2 separate regions of the Mus musculus genome follow, and region 2 is linked to region 1. The links are chromatin loops, found by intact Hi-C in ENCODE. Cell type or tissue: heart. All regions are shown on one strand. Each heading gives the region's core, and the rest is flanking DNA. Links, peaks and the distances in the headings are about the cores only. Region 1 has its middle 70 kb from the start of Gm10789. Region 2 holds the start of Gm10789 (predicted gene 10789).

Region 1 (8,325 bases), core at 52-8,051:
ATGGGAGAGTGGCTGGGTATGGCTTGTTTGTTTGTTTGTTTGTTTGTTTTGTTTTTCAAGAAAGGGTTTCTCTGTGTAGCCCGGGCTGTCCTGGAACTCACTCTATAGACCAGGCTGGCCTCAAACTCAGAAATCCACCTGCCTCTGCCTCCCGAGTGCTGAGATTAAAGGCGTGCGCCACCACCGCCCGGCTGGGTATGGGTTTTATTTTGGGAACTGTAGAAAATGGATGGTAGCTAAGGAATGGTCCAGAGGACCCCGCTTAAAGTTGCATCTGTGTTGTTATGATGAGTGTGTGAAGCAAGTCACTGGGGCTGACTGAGGAGTCTGCCTTTGCTGGAAGTAAGAAACCCAATTGGAGTTACTCCAGAGAGTTAGAGAGAAACCACAGAGTGAAGAAAAAACGTTTGCTTACCTTTGACTTTGTTTCGCTTTATTTTTGTTTGTTTGTTATGTCTTTTTTTGTTTGTTTCTGTTTTGAGAAAGATTTTCTGTATGTAGTCCTGGCTATCCTGGAACTCACTCTGTATTGTAAATCAGGCTGGCCTGGAACTCAGACAGAAATCCACCTTCCTCTGCCCCCCCCAAGTTCTGGAGTTAAAGGCATACACCTCCACTCCCCAGAAGTCTTTTTATTTTTTATTTTTTTCATAGTTCATTCCTTTTGGGGGGGGGGGCAGGGTTTCTCTGTGTAGCCCTGGCTGTCCTGGAACTCACTCTGTAGACCAGGCTGTCCTCGAACTCAGAAATCCACCTGCCTCTGCTTCCTGAGTGCTGGGATTAAAGGCGTGGGCCACCATGCCCGGCTCCATAGTTCATTCTTTAAAAAGTTACAAATGAAGCAATTTTGCAGTGAGTGAGAACCCTGATGTGTTTCACAGGACCCACCCAGGCACATACAGCTATTCTGTTAGCTTCTTTAGACAGCTTATCATTTGCACAACACCATGCTTGTTGCGTCTAACCTGTAGATTATACCTCACTGTCCTAGGTACCTTTGGTCACTAGAGAATTCTAATGATATAGTGTCTGAGTTACTTTCCTGTTGCTGTGAGGAAATATGCTGCAAAAGCAACTTAGAGGAGAGAGGGCCATTTTGGTTTTGGCTCTAGAGAGATAGAATCTACCCTAGCAGGGCAGCCATGGCCGTCGTCAGGAAAGCATGGTGGCAGGGGTGGAAAAGGCCGGCCGGCCATGTCATCCACAAGGAAGAGATAGAGAAACAGAACAGGAAGTGGGGCAGGCTATAAAGCCTCAGCCAGGTCGTAGGGACATACTTCCTCCAGCAAGACTGCATTCCTCAAGGTTTCATGACCTGCCCAGACAGTGCCACCAGCCAGGACCCAAGTGTTCAAACACCCAAGTGTTCAAACTGCAGCACATAGATATCCAAACGTGTATGCAAGGGAGGGCAGAAATCTGAACTTTAAACCTCACAATGAGTTTTCCCTTCACTCGATAACTTGTATCAATTATTTCTTTAATTTTATTTTTACATTTATTTAGTGTATGTGTGCGTGTCATATTTCTCCTTGTGCCAGGTGGGACATGGAGATCAAATTCAGCTTGTCAGGTTTTGGGAGCAAGCTTTGCTTGATGAAACATCTTGCTGGCCCAACATTTCTTCCTTCCTTCCTTCCTTCCTTCCTTCCTTCCTTCCTAAGATTTATTTACTGTATGTAAGTACACTGTCGCTGTCTTCAGACACACCAAAAGAGGGCATCAGATCTCATTATGGATGGTTGTGACCCCCCCATGTGGTTGCTGGGATTTGAACTCAGGACCTTCGGAAGAATAGTCGGTGCTCTTAACCGCTGAGCCATCTCTCCAGCCCTGCAACATTTCTTTCTTAATGAGGTTACTTGTCTGTCCCCAGGTACTCCCTAAGCTAGTATCAGTATTCACAGTAGCGATGGTGAAGGTTTTCTAGAGGATCTCTTAAGAACAAGGACAGGGCCATTATGTGTCCTTAGCACGAATTCCCTGTGACACACTGGGCTTCTTGCATGTGGACATAAAGTCTTTATATTTCCCAGGAATGACATGGCAGTCCACGATTCCAGCCACCCATCTTTCTGATTGTCTTAGAGTTTCTATTCCTGTACAAACATCATGACCAAGGAGCAAGTTGGGGAGGAAAGGGTTTATTCAGCTTACACTTCCACATTGCTGTTAATCACCAAGGAAGTCAGGACTGGAACTCAAGCAGGTCAGGAAGCAGGAGCTGATGCAGAGGCCATTGAGGGGTGCTGCTTACTGGCTTGCTTCCCCTGGCTTGCTCAGCCTGCTTTCTTATAGAACCCAGCACTGCCAGCCCAGGGATGGTCCCACCCACAATGGGATAGGCCCTCCTTCCTTGATCATTAATTGAGAATATACCTTACAGCTGGATCTCGTGGAGGCATTTCCTCAAGGGAGGCTCCTTTCTCTGTGCTAACTCCAGCTTGTGTCAAGTTGACACACAAAACCAGCCAGCACACCGATGCTTTCCCGTTAAATGACTTCTTTCATGTACTTGGCTGTTCTGTCCCCCGTCTTCAGGATGTCCCCTAATGTCCCAGGTCTTAAATTAGGAACAATAAAATTAGTTCTGTTCCCTGTGGATCTGCATATTTGAAAAGACAGGGACTGTGTGGTTATTGTCCAAGCAATAGTCAGATAAGTTAGTGATCAGCTTTAACAGAAAGGTGCGTGTGACCTCTTACTTGGGCATTTAGAAGTAGGTTATCTTTCCCAGCTGGTAAATGAGATGTTTGCAATTCAAAGCACAGTTACGATTTTGAAGAAAGCAATTCCTGTTTCCTAGTGTTTGGACCCCTCTGGGTTATAAAGGGCAATTGCATCCAGTCCAACCTAAGGTGGCTTATTGGCTCAGTTGTAAGACATGGGGAAATACACGTTTGCGTTAGGACGGCATATGAAATAAATAAGCCTTAAGGATGCTGGGCATCCTTCATTATTTGAACCTGTCACTAATAGTTAGTGTTTACTTAGCTGACTCTTGGTTGCTGTTGGGCTTGCTTTCAGGAAGTATCTAGAGCAAAATAGGTTGCCTAGCAACATGTTCCAGCCCAGGAGGTTGGAGATGGGTCAGTGATTAACAATTATGTACAATCGAGTTTAAAAATGCGTAGCAGCCTTGCAACATTCATGCCCTGACCACCAGCAAGCGCTGGCACTCTGCTGCCTCCGCGGTTTGGGGCTGTTCCGAGCGAATTCATTGCAATTGCAGACTTGACCTTGTGGTAGCAATTAAAGGACAACTGTACTGGGGGCTGAAATAGGCTTCTGTGCCCTTCCTTGCACTGATTAAGTCTGTAGTAGCCTTGAAACCACAGCACTTAGTGGGCTGCTCGTCTGGACACTTGTTCTCTCTGGAAAGGAAGAGAGCAAGTGAAGTGTCTGGGTATTTATAAGTGTGGGCATCTCAACGAACTGTTGTTAGTGACTGCAGTTTACTAAAGAGTCAGTCCCGTGAAGTGACTGACATTGGCCGCTCATTCAACCCAAATTGGTCTTCCCCAGGCTATGCATGCTGCAGTATCTTGCTGTGCAGGTGCAGGCCCCTGTCCATTCCAACACAGAGAAGAATTCTGCACGGTCCAACCTTACTTAGTCTTTCTGTCAACACAGCTTCGGTTGGATCCCGAACCTGACTGCGAGCTAGCTGGGGAGACAGTTTATAACTCTAGCAAAGCCAGAGTGTGTACTCTTGTCGTGGAGAATCATTGAGTTTAACTGGCTAGTCAATTTTTAGGTCCTTTCCCTTTGTGTTTTGTTTAAATCAACAAAAATAAATTGCCCCGCTACCCTTGAAAGATCCGAGCGGAAGAACAGTGACAGATTACGTCGCTGGTCCTGCCAAGAGAGCTTTTCGGCAGAAACGTCTTAATTGAAGATGATCTGCATTCAAAAGTGCTGTGTCATCGTTTGTCTGAGAAAGGAAACAGCTGTGTAAGCAAGCGGCACTGCAGCCCGTGCAGGCATTGTTTGACATTTATCCCAAACCTTGTCCATCAGACGTCCCTACGCAGGCGACCTGCCCTAGCCTTTCTCACTGACAACTCAAGCACCACCTTATGAAGTAGCTGTCCAAAAATTTCCATGGGCAGTCGGGAGGCTGCGTGGGCTGATGAAGACAGTGGGTCCTAGGTCTTTCTTTTTTTTTTCCCTGGGCTTTACAGACTGGGCTTGCCCTCTGGGCTTCGGGTAAAAAATCCCTGATGGCATAGTGCCAGAAGAGGTAAGCTGGCCCAGAGAGGTAGTAGGAAATCGTCGCTGGTCATGTCTGGTGGCTTTTGTGTGTGCGTGGCATGCTTTCTAGAGAGTTATAAGGATCTAGCTTTTGCTTCTGTTGTCCCTTTTTGACTCCGGGGAAAGCAGTGAAATGCAGAAAACTCACGGATGTCCAGCCCATGAGATGGGGCGTGGCCCTCGGTGTAATCTTGTGTAGGTAAGGAAGACACAGCTCGGAGAACACAGAAACTGGCTCACGAGGGCTGGGGTGAAGCTGAGTGGCCTAGGAATGTGTGACTGGCATTCTTGGGCTTTGAAGAAAACCCACCGCCGTCACACCGTCAACCTGCGGCTCGTCTGTGTTTTCCCTCTTGTCTTCCCATTTCCCCGTCCACTGGAGACTGGAGACAATCCACTCCTGGTTCACTGGGTTTCTGGACCTCAGTGGATGTATCGTGGGGATGACTGAAGCTTCCCACGGGTCCGTGTTCTTTAGGAGTGTCTTTTGGCTCAATCCCCACTTCCTGTTGACGCCTTTACCCTCATCTTATACATGAGATTTTGGGGGTGTCAGGGATTGGTTCGAGGGAGGGCACATGTGTAACTGTTGGAAATCAGTACTTGTATCCAGCAGTCTGACCCGTGTTCTTAGATGTCTGTGCTTTTGGACTGTACCCTTGTTTGATTAGTGTCCCCAAGTCTTCAGGCACCAAGGAAGCAGTGAGGATGATAAAGGGAAGGAATGCACAGCCAAACTCCAAAACCAGCAACGATTTACCACTGAAGTAGCCCCATGATTCGACAGTAACATAGACTTGATACATAAGTGAATCCCACATTTGGACTTGCATCCCATCCTCAAGATATCTCAACGTGCATGTGAAATGCAGTCAGATCTGGGGGCAAGGGGAAGATGAATCCGAAAAGCTGAGCACCACAAGGGTGGCACTTGCAGTATCAAACATTTTGACCGGGGCTACTCAGCCACTATTGATTATTCTGGCTCCCCAGACTGTGGGTAAGGGAGGCCACCGAGCGACTCAGGGGCTCAGTTCCTGGCTCCTTTATTATTATTCTCCCATGTATTCAGGTACATTTTTTCTTTTTAAATGCTAGGCACCAAATCCAGGGCTTCCTTGGCAAGCCCCCCTACCACTGAGCTAGGCCCCCAAGCCCCCACCACTGAGCTAGGCCCCCAAGCCCCTACCACTGAGCTAGGCCCCCAAGCCCCTACCCCTGAGCTAGGCCCCCAAGCCCCTACCCCTGAGCTAGGCCCCCAAGCCCCTACCCCTGAGCTAGGCCCCCAAGCCCCCACCACTGAGCTAGGCCCCCAAGCCCCTCAGACACACTCACTGATACTTTTCCCTCCACTGTTTGGCTTGGCTTCTCCTGTGCCTCTGTTAAATGGCTATGAATTTTAATTTAACATTTTTTCCCCAGTTGTACTTATTTGATGTGTGAGTATTTTGCTTGCTTGTGTGCCATGTAAGTACCTGGTGTCCTTGGAGGCCAGAAGAGGGGACTGATTCCCTGGAGAGCAGGGACGGCCATATAGGTGCTAGGAGTGGAAGCCTCTTTCTCTGCAAGCACAGTACGCTGTTCTTAACCCCTGAACCATTTCTCTAGTCTCTCTGCTAAAGGTTGTGTCTTCCACGGAGCTTTCTCAGACTGATAGGGGGGACACCTATTCCTGTAGGGGCCACCAAAAAGCCAACCCAGTGACATGCAGATTATTCCCCAAGCAAAAACCCGGATCAACCTTGGATGAACTCGGGATATGACAAGATGCAACTCGGCAACTTTGTAAAGCGAGTTCCGTAAATCAGTAGTTCTGCGATGCCAACAGAATGGGGGAACTCTAACAAATGCCTGAAGTTTCACAGCTCCTGTGTGTTTCCCTAGGCTTTGGCCATTCGGCCAGCATCTTTGTTAGCAGAGTGGAGGGATGCTGGGATCTGGTGCGAGGGAACTTGTTTCCACATATGGTCAGAGGGGAAGGTGTGCGGTGGGTTAGGTCTGTGCTGCTCATAAGAACCACAGAGCACCGATGTCTGTGTACGCCTAAGCACGGCCCATGGAGAGTGTTTCACTTTTTCCTGTCCTCCGCAGACCCTGTTAGCTTGATGTGGTTGTCCCTGTTTAACAGGCGACATGCATGATACACGATAAATTCAGTGCCCGCTGTAATTTTAGAAACATTAACATACACAACACATCCCAGGATCGAGGACATGCGTCGCTGGCCTGTGGGCCGGGGCTGTTAGTATTTGGCTGCTCTTCGGAGCACAGATGTCTCTTTGTTACATGTCTCTTCAAAACTAGCTGAAGTGCACCGTGTGGGACAGCCTGTGTGTGGTTATTTCTGTACTCTGGGCATTGTTCTAAGAACTGGGTGTGAATTTAAGCCTCAGAAAAGATGGGTGCTGTGACTCTGTTGACCCCAGTTGACATTTGAGGATACCGAATTTCAGAGTAATGCCTCAGCCTGTCCAGGGCCACCGGGAAGTCCATCTTGGCTGCTGTATCCTCCACCTCTGAGCTGAGGACAACTGGGAAGGGAGAGCGGCACAGGAGGAGTCGTGGGGCTCCATGTGGGTTAGAGGCTCTGGGCCCCCCTCAGGAGCTGCTGCCCAGATGGCTTGTCACTTCCTTTTGGCATCAACGGGTGGTGTCAGCTCCATCAATCTCTTATCACCTTCTGTTGCTTTATCAGACCACCCTCAGTGTGAAGGACATGAGGCCACTAAACAGACCCCCAGGGCTGGGCAAGACGAGTGTCAACCGCAGCCCTGGGAGTTTTACACTGTATAGTCTCCAGGGGTAAAGTAGACAGGATGACTCACATATGCTTGCTCATGGGGGCAGGCAGGCAGGGGGTTGGGGACATGGGTCTGGTAAGGGTTGGTTGCTGCCTAGGGAACAGTCACCAGATGACACCCCTTGGGTTTCCCTTGCCTACCTGGATGTTTCTAGAATGCTTGCCTGGCTGTTCTGCTGTCTCCAGTGTATTTTTTTTTCTCTTGGATTTTCTGTTGTGCACTTTGCCAGCGGCCCTGGGGGTGGGGGTGGGGGGCTTGTAAGCAGGATAGGATTCTTTTTTTTCCTCAGGCCCGGATCTGCTTTCCTATTGCGTGTATGCCTGAACACCTGCTGAGCTGATGAGCTTTGCAAATGTCACTTGAGTATTGGGAGGGAGCTGTGAGTGACAGTGGAAGACACCATCCCAGCTGCCTTGCCGGGATTGTGGGTGGTGAATGGTGAGTGGTGGGTGGCGGTGGCGGGCCCTCCAGCCCCTGCACCCTCGGTGAGGGATGTGGTTGGGTTCCCTCCTAGAGACTGACGTAGGTGTGTGCAGTCAGTATGCCTCTTCCTTTCCTTGGTGAGGAGACCTGCTGGCTCCTACAGCAGCACCTCAACTTTGGAGGCTCCAATAACAAATGTGCTCTTTTTCTCTCTGGATTTCTCTTCTCAGAAAAATGCATGCATATGCAAAATTTGGGTAGAATCTCATGGATTTCAGAAACTGTTAAATTTGGAGGCTCCTTGGACACCCCCACCCCCTTTGTCTCCATCCCATTGCTCCATGTTAATATGCTTTAGAAACTGGGCTCTTCTTTTCTTTCTTTTTTCCCTCCTATAGTTGAGAGCAGATGCGGAAATGTGAATCCCATTCAGACTCTCTGCCTTCTGTCTGTGCACTGTTGTTCATCACAGACTGGACAGGAATATACCGAGTATTGCATGAAGGTGGCTGTGAAGGGCAAGGGGTGGGGATGAGGGACTTGGGGGTTGTAGGAACAAGTCCCTTCATCCCCTGTAACTGAAACAGAGGGACTGGTGGCTTGAAAGAAGCCATGTGATGGTCAGATCCCAGGTGACCCTGCAGGAAGGAAATGGTATTAGTTCCCTGCTTTCCCTGCCCTGGCTTCTTCTGACTTGCACAGGGGCTGGGGCGGGAGGATTGCCTTGGGAATAGAGCATTGCTGATGATCTAAGATGGAGTGTTTAGCACAGTGCCCTTTTTTGTTTGTTTGTTTGTTTGTTTGAGACAGACTCTCTCACTATGTACCCCTAGCTGGGTTGGAACTT
Region 2 (8,325 bases), core at 228-8,227, 72 kb before region 1:
GGAAGGTAACTTCTGTAACCAAGAGTTTGTATGCTCTACAGGTCTTCAAAGGATTGGATAGGTCCATTCACATTAGGCTGGGTCACCCCTTTACACAACTGACTTATAAGATGAGACGTCACAGAGTGGGAGCCTGCTGGCCTTTCTTATCATTTTATATCCCTATCAGAGCCCAGCTCCAAAGCTGGGAGCATAGTGGGAGCTTATCTTCTTGGGCATGGAAAGAGCCTTATTGTGACTTAGAGACCACTGCGTCTGGCGAAACGTCCAAAATTAAGTGATGTGGGAGGGAAAGCTGACTTGGACTTGAAGCTGGGGTCATGTGCTAGAAGTGTTCTCCCCCCCCCCAATCCCCTTTACCCCTACCCCCATCCCCAGCGGCAAGCGCTTACAACTCTATTTTCTTCCTTTACTGCCAATCCCATCTTGTCTTTAGATGTCAACCGTGTCCTCAGGAGACAAAATGGCTGAGTATTCTGCCAGATGGCATTTGTCTGCGTTTTTTAATCAAAATGCCCTGTTTTCTCTCCACGGTGTGAGGTAGCCACATACTGTTAAGGTCAGGCGCGAGAAACGGCACAGAAGTCCACCGTAGCTCTTCTAGTTTGTGAGGTCAAAAGCTGGAACTAAGGGCTGTGTAGACTTAATTCGGCCTGCCCCAGAGGCAGCCAGCCGCTGGGAACCTGGGAACGAGGCTCCCTGTTGTCAGCTCTGAGCAGGTTCTGAGAGGCAAGGTTCTGTGCTAGTGCAAGCAAACAGGTTTCAGGAGAGCTGGGACCAGAGCACAAATGGTGTCTCCTTCAGTGGCCATGCCCTTATGCTCAAACCCCACCCACCTCGTGGGTAATGGACAAAGTGTTGAACATGGATTGCTTCAAACGTTCATCGTTCACAAATTAGCTAAAGACTGTTACCCTGCTGGTTTGTTTTTAGAGATTTATTGTAACTAAAGACATGATTTTGTTAATCCCCGATAAGACCACTACCACAATTTTTGAGCCAAATCTGAAGCAAGCTTTGGTTTTTTTTTTTTGTTTGTTTGTTTTTGTTTTTGTTTTCTCGAGACAGGGTTTCTCTGTGTAGCCCTGGCTGTCCTGGAACTCACTTTATAGACCAGGCTGGCCTTGAACTCAGAAATCCGCCTGCCTCTGCCTCCCGAGTGCTGGGATTAAAGGCATGAGCCACCACACCCGGCTTGAACCAAGCTTTGTTAAATAGTGACAAGGATAATGGACATTGGCCAGGGCCATACTCAGGATTCTCAAGAGCATGGCAGCAAATTACAGTACTCAGAGGCATATAAAGGGAAACCCCCACAAGGTTACATACTTCTTGCCTTCGTCCAGTTGTGGGCAAGCATGCATCCTGACCACATACCTCCCACCTTGGTGTGATCCAGGATATTCTGCACACTTGGAACAACCAAGCCTCTATAGACACAAAACCATGCAGCTTGTCCTCTTACATGAACGGGCCCCCAGCCCTTCAGGAACTTACCTTCCCTTGTGCAAATGGGGCTTCCAGGTTAGAGGCATGTCTGTTTATAGATCTCTTAAACACAGTTATAGAGAGCAGATCTCAAAGTGACTTATCCAGCAAATTTGAAAGCTTTCTCTCCCCCCCCCCCCCCAAACTCCTGAAATCAGCTTCACCTGAGCCAGTACCTGTCCGGGTTTCTCCGTGGAGAACTGACCCTTCATGAAGCTGTTTACCCTGTTAGAAGCTGCCGTGTTGGGAAGGGCTGTGCAATGCACAGAGATCCCAAGGCCATGCAAGAGTAAGCTTGCCTATGGTTAAAGATGCAAATTCTGGAACCAGGCTGCCAGTCTCAAGCCCTCACATATTCAAATTGTAACTTAGAACAAGTTACTTTTCCTGCCTCAGTTTCCCCATTGTCTTAGTTAGGGTTACTGCTGTGAACAGACACCAAGACCACAGAAACTCTTGTAAGGACATTTAATTGGGGCAGGCTTACAGGTTCAGGGGTTCAGTCTAATATCATTCAGGTGGGAGCATGGTAGCAACCAGGCAGGCATGGTACAGACAGAGCTGAGAGTTCTACATCTGAAGGCTGCTAGCAGAATACTGGCTTCCAGGCAGCTAGGATGAGGGTCTTAAAGCCCATGCTCACAGTGACACACCTACTCCAACAGGGCCACACCTCCAAAAAGTGCCACTCCCTAGGCTGAGCAAATACAAACCATCACACCCATCTATGAGACTAAAATAACATTAGCATCTGAGGATGGATAATTTCTACAGAGCTGTTTAGAAGAGTAGCCGTCATACGGCTTTCAGTAATATTTTCTTAAATGATGCTGTCCACTGCAGAGGTCCGCAGTGGGGCCTGCAGATGCCTTGGCCCTGTGAGGTGAGTATAAGAGGCTTTTCCTGAAAACATGTACAGTCTAAAATTTAGGCCTCACAATTTCATGCGTATGAGTCTTTTACCTACATCACCATGTGTGCAGCACGCAGGCAGGCTGGAAGAGGGCCATTTAATTCCCTGGGACTTTGAGCTTCCACCGAGATGCTGGGTTCTTCACCAGCCAGTGCTCTTAACAACAGACCCACCCTCCCAGTCCTTTATTTATCTTTAAAACTAAAATGACAGGTGTGTCTGTGTGTGTGAGTGTGTGTGTCTGTGTGTGTGTATGAGAGTGTGTCTGTGTGTCCTCAAGTCCAGGTGCCTCTGAGGGCCAGATGTTTGCATCCCTCTATTTCCCTGCAGACAGAGTGACAGCAAACAAGTCACTCTGAGATCTGCCAACCTAAACATTCTCCTGTACCTTGTGTTTTAGAAGCACTTCAAGCTCACCTCAATACACTGACAGCTTATTAATTAAATATATTATTTAAATACATTTAAATGTGCCATGTAGTAGGCTCTGGGATGTGTAACCCCCACCCCTCCGAAGGGATATTCTGAATTCAGGGTACTCTGCTCAAGCAGGAAACACAGTTTGTGTGTGTGTGTGTGTGTGTGTGTGTGTGTGTGTGTGTTTTGACAATTTTAGTGCTCTAAGAGGCAGGGAGAACCAGAGGTGGGCAACTAATTCTCACTGGCACAGGAGGATCCCTGGTGTCTATGAGAGCACACCCTGCTCACCAGAAGTTCAGCAAACGTCAGCCAAGCTGGGCTTTAAGGAATGTGTAGCAATTGTTCAAGGGAAGGAAGGGTGCCTAGGTCTGGGTTTTGTGTGACAAAACTTTTCCTGTGGAGAGGCAATACATCTTATGACAGACCAACGTACAAATACCAGCAAAGTCCAAGTAAGTGAACCAATGAATTTTATTGGGATTGCTTAACAAGAGCAGACATGACTCAGAGACAGCTGCATCACCAAAGGCCACCCCAGCATGGTGACAGCTCACAAGAGCTGGGAACCTGGAGCACACTGTACAGTCTGTAGGAGCCTGTCCTTTCCAAGTGACTCAGTTGGTCTCTGCCTCTTCTAGGAGGCTGGTCTGGTCTCATCTAAGTCTGCATCTTGGCTCATTTGAGACTCAGCTCTTACTGCTTAGTATGGCAGGGAGGGACCTAGCAAATCTGCTCAGTTTTAGGGACTTCCTGAAGCTATTTTGGGTTGTGTTCCTTTCTACTTAAGGATATTCCCTGCTAGAAGGAATGTTTCCATCTCTGAGGGACTATACACACTGGGGGAAGAGAAGACAACAGAGCTGAGAGACTGAGATCTTCCTGTTTGGAACAATCTTTTAGTAAGGTGGATGCCTTTAATGAAATTCAGGTGAGAGGCAGTATGGATTTGGGAGGTGAAGGAGGGTGCAGAAGGAAAAGGTGTTAACTTTCTTTTCTTTTTGAAACAGTTTCAGGCTGATCTTCAATTCAATATCCTCCTACTTCAGCCTCAATAAGCCACTAGGTACACTGTTTACAAGATAACCGCAGGTCTGCTCCTCCCACTCCCTGGGCCAAGCTGGGAGAGCTCTAAAGCGAGGGGAAGGCTCTGGCCTGGATTAGGGAAGCGGTTTTGTCACTAGCTTTAAGGCTGTTTTGTGGCTCACGCCACCTTGAGAAAGGCCAACCTGCACCAACTACGAGGATTTTACAGAGAGCCGAGGCATGTGCGAACCTCGTCAGTCACGAACAATGCCCTGGCGACCGTGAAACTCAAGTTCACTTGCTGGACATTAGCCCAATGAGTCCCGGACTATCCAATACTTGGCTAAGGCCACTCTGCCTACCTAAAGTCTGTTTGGTGGCGGATATTATCTGGCTCCTAAGAGAGGGGACGCGTTGAGATTTTATCTCACCTAAGCAAATTCCTGTTTCTCCCTAGAGTCAGCCACATGCCGCCCAAACTAGACCACGTGTCGCAGGTACTAGGTTTTTGGCTCTTCGCCTCCTCCATTCGGTGCCCCCCCGCCTTCCAAGGCCTTAGGTGGCAGGAAAATCCTTTACCTCCGACCAATCCCACCGCTGCCAAGCCGCGCGCGCGCCAACTCTAGCTCATTCGTGCGCGTCATTGGCCACCTCCACCTATGTCTGGTGACAGGCAGCTTCACGGACCTATTGGAGAAGGAGGCGGAGGCCAGCAGGCCCTCCCGAAGCTGCTTTGTTAGGGGCTCCTTCGCCGTGGCCCGTGCCGGCAGGTCTCGTTATTCTTGCTGCGGTTTCCCCAGGCTGCTTACGCCAGAGCACCGTGTCAAGGCACCCGGGAGTGTGCACCGCCGGCATCCCTCCAGCCACAGGGCCCACCTGGCGCCCGGATGCCGCTCAGGTACCCGGCGTGCGCCTGTTGTCACACTCCAGCCCAACTCTGAACGCCCCGCTCCCGTGTCCTCCGCCTCGGATTGGCTGGACGGAGGCGGAGCGATTGTCCGCAGCTCCAATCGGAGCTCGGTTTCCCACGGGCTTCCGAGGCCCCGCCCCCGAGGCCCGCTGGCCCAGGAGCCCTGACAGTTCCCATTGGCAGACGGCGAGCGGGCCGAAGGGCTGAGCAGCGCCGCTGCCGTCGGGTTCGCAGCTCTGCAGCGCCGTTAAGGCTTCGGCGCCCGCAGCCCCAGGGGCCCAGCGGCCCCGCTTTGTGCCTGGCCAGGTCTTCAAGATCCTGGGTGAACGTCACTGGTGAGTACCCTGGCCTAAGCCGGTCGGGCTGACTGGCCAGAGTCTCCACGAGGGATGGCGATGAGAATGCCTAGAGCCGCGGTGCCCGTGACGGGCACGTCCTGACTCCCATTCGCACACTGGGGCTCCCGGTGGGTCCTAGCTCCCCCAGACCGGGCTTTGCTTGTATTGTTTTCGTGTGCATACACTTGGGAGGTGATCTGGGGAGGGAAGGCACATCTGTATCGCGCCAAGGAGAGTCCAGAAACTAGCCGAGACAGCGGAGCCCAGGTACTGGAGCCGAATGCAAGTGACAGTGTGCAGGCGTTGGCATTCGATCATTCTGGAGGCAGGAGGTCAGCGTTGACCTGAGGCGGCCTCATCTCTATGTATTTATCGGCTGATTTTTAATCAACTTCTGGGAGGGTGTGTGTGTGTGTGTGCACGCGCGCGCGCGCGCGCCTGGATCTGTCTGTGTGTCTCGGTCCCGGACTTGGGCACTTACGGGCCTGTCCCTTCGCCAACGTTGCCGGGTGTTCACCTTGGCCATCCATGCTGCGCTCCCGGTCGGGCACACCACGGGAGAGCCTTGGGGGCGGGCACACAGTGTGAAGGACCTGCGGTGGGCTAGGGAGGGGGCATTTAAAGCAGAATCCTATGGGTGGGCAGACAATGACTGGTCCAGGTAGTGGGGCCGTTCTTTACGTCCGCGCTCCGGATCCTATCCGGATCTGGCCCTCTCTCCCGCTCTGCTTCTCCGATGCCTGTGCACGGTGAGGCAGGCCACCGGGCTGTAGACCCGTGTGAGGCCGGCTTTTGTTTACAGACCTCGCCATTGGGCCAGAGGTACGCTTTTAAGGCCAGGCCACAGCTGCATGCCCCCAGGAGTCAGAAGTTGATGCGTCTTCAGGTGACGCTCCCTCCTTTGGTCTCCGGCCCGAAGCTTCACGGAAAAGACACGATTCCACGTCTTCGCACCAGCCCAGCCCCGCCCCGCCTCACGCTCTCAGATCTTCTGCACCTAGAGGCGCTGATATCTTTTGCTGGGGTCGGTCAAGATGGGCTGTCCGGGAGCGAACCTCGCCACGGGTATCCCTTTCTGGTGGCATCCTCTGGCCATTCTCTAGGGTCAGATAGAATCTAAGCTGTCTTTTTCCTTCGTGGTGGCTGGCAGGTTTTGAAGGACGCGCGCGAGCCCTTGGGAACACTGCAATTCACGTTTGCTTCTCTGGTACCCATGCGGTCCCGCGCAGCAGCTGGGCGGCATCCAGTGGCAGAGCGTCCTGGTTCCGGTGTCAGCCCGGTGCTTGCTGACTTGGCGCACACTTTGAAAGCTGCAACAGAGGTTGAGAGCCTGGCTCTGAGGTCATAAGCGTCCCGGTATCCAGTTCCTGCTGAGTATTAGTTACGACCTGGGTCGCTATTAATGAATGTCTTAGAGCCTCGGTTTATGCGTCTGTAGAGTGGAGTTGCGGTTCCTTTTGAGAGCAGGTGATCTTGATGAAATGACAACATAAATGAACTACACAATACAGAGACAACAGTAAGATAAACATTGAAGTTAGGTTGGTTGTCAGAGGAAATCTGTAACAGAGAGAGAGAGAGACAGAGACAGAGAGACAGAGAGAGACAGAGAGAGACAGACCCATCCTTCTTCCATTTTGTGGATTTCCCTATCTTGTTTCTATATTATACGAGGCTGAAGGTTTGTAGCCCCAACAGGACTTGTTCTACTTGGCCTTAGACTTAATTATTCTTATCTAATCTCTCGAGGTGCCTTTTTTTTTTTTATGCGTGTGGATTTCCACGGGCCCTAGTTGTTTCTTCATGCTTCTTTCTTAGGGGCTGTGTAAAACCTTTGCTGGTGAGCCGCTAGCAGCTTAAAAAGCAATGGGCGCTGGGGAAGGAGGGCTGTCTGAACAAAGGGCTGTCTGGAGGGAGGAGGGAACTCTTCTTAGCAGGCGAAATCCAATCTGTCTGGTGGCTGGAAAAGTTTGGAACATCACTAGGTTCTAGAGTAGGCTCTTGTGTGGGCTTGGAGGAGTTGGGGACTGAGGGGTAAACACAGAAGTAATTTTGTTTGAATAGAGGGAAGTAAAGGTCCTGAGGACGAGGCGTCTAAGCAGGGACAGCAGGCGGAAGGGAGAGTTGACTTCATGGAGTGTCACCAACACTGTAGGTGTGTGAGCTTTGACTTGGATGATTCTCCTGGCTCTTCCCCAGTAATTTGTTTTTTTTGTTTTTTTTTGTTTTTTTTTTTTTTCTGGGCAAACATGAGAAGCCATTTTCTATTGAAAAACAAAACCACCAACAAACCACAAACAAATCATAATCAGATAGATGGCTTTAGAAAAATCTCGGGATTGTTGACAAACTCTTAAGATATTATCCAAGAAATGCTTCTTGTTTGTTGTTGTTTTTTGTTTGTTTGTTTTAACACCCTTTTGGTGTTGGGGGAAATTACTGAGCTGGGTCCCACAGAGCATTCTTTGAATGTGGACCCCAGAAGCCTTTTCCACTCAAAACAAGGAAGCATGGAAGCATGCAGGGGTTCCCACTCACAGCTGTACCCTGCCCCCCCTCTCCAATTTCCTGGTCCTGTGTCAGTTAACCTAAGACGAGCCATCCCCCCACCCCCCTCATTGCTATTGATGTAAACAGGCTGGTAGCGTTTTACTAGACACCTATTAGCCAACGTGATAACTTGTTTAAAGTTCTACTCCCAGGAAGGATTCCAATCCTTTCTGAGCTCTGAGAGTTCTCTAGCTCTTTAGGATGCTGAAGCCCAATATTCCTGCCCCCCTGCTGTTGTCTAGGGATCAAGTCAGTTGGGGGTCTAAACTTAAAAGGGAGCCAGGTTAGGGACTCTCATTAGCTGACAGTTTAACTATACACTCAAGTGCTCATCCAAAGAGCTAGGACAAAGGCCTTTTCCTTGCCTTCTGCATTTTCTCTCCCCCTGTTTCATCGAACTCAAGTGGAAAAGCCATGCAGATCCTAACTTCTCAGCTCCAACTCTCTGAGTGTTTTGAGAACCTTAGGCCTTCTGGACACCTAGTCACACGCGCGCGCGCGCGCGCGCACACACACACACACACACACACACACACACAGAGAGAGAGAGAGAGAGAGAGAGAGAGAGAGAGAGAATTTGCTTTTTTGTTTTCTTCGGACTTAGCCATCTCGAAAAAAGATCAGTAAAATCAGATCTACAAGGCCACCGCTGTCTTTTTCTCCCATCCTGATTACTCCAAGCC

The links. Hi-C counts contacts between places; a loop is a spot of excess contacts. Peaks named below come from ENCODE experiments on the same cell type or tissue, not always from the same donor. Only the 100,000 strongest peaks of a DNase experiment are listed, where the experiment ranks them.
Region 2: it touches region 1 in a loop (4-fold over the local background); 2 of 42 quality-filtered maps call a loop at or near these places.

What each region holds. Positions count from the first base shown.
Region 1 is chr16:90,068,500-90,076,824 of GRCm38, reverse strand. It overlaps a transcript of Tiam1 not described here. Among named protein-coding and RNA genes, the nearest start is that of Gm10789, 70 kb to the left of the region's middle. In heart, for the core only: no CTCF peak of the experiment used is centred there; no DNase peak of the experiment used is centred there; H3K4me3 peaks cover 525 bases; H3K27ac peaks cover 1,490 bases.
Region 2 is chr16:90,140,449-90,148,773 of GRCm38, reverse strand. Gm10789 (predicted gene 10789) reads right to left here and starts at 6,537. Exons shown (of 1, transcript NR_033476.1): 1 at 1,947-6,537. It also overlaps a transcript of Tiam1 not described here. In heart, for the core only: a CTCF peak has its summit at 4,971; DNase peaks (open chromatin) are centred at 4,523, 4,843 and 5,603; H3K4me3 peaks cover 3,619 bases; H3K27ac peaks cover 3,181 bases.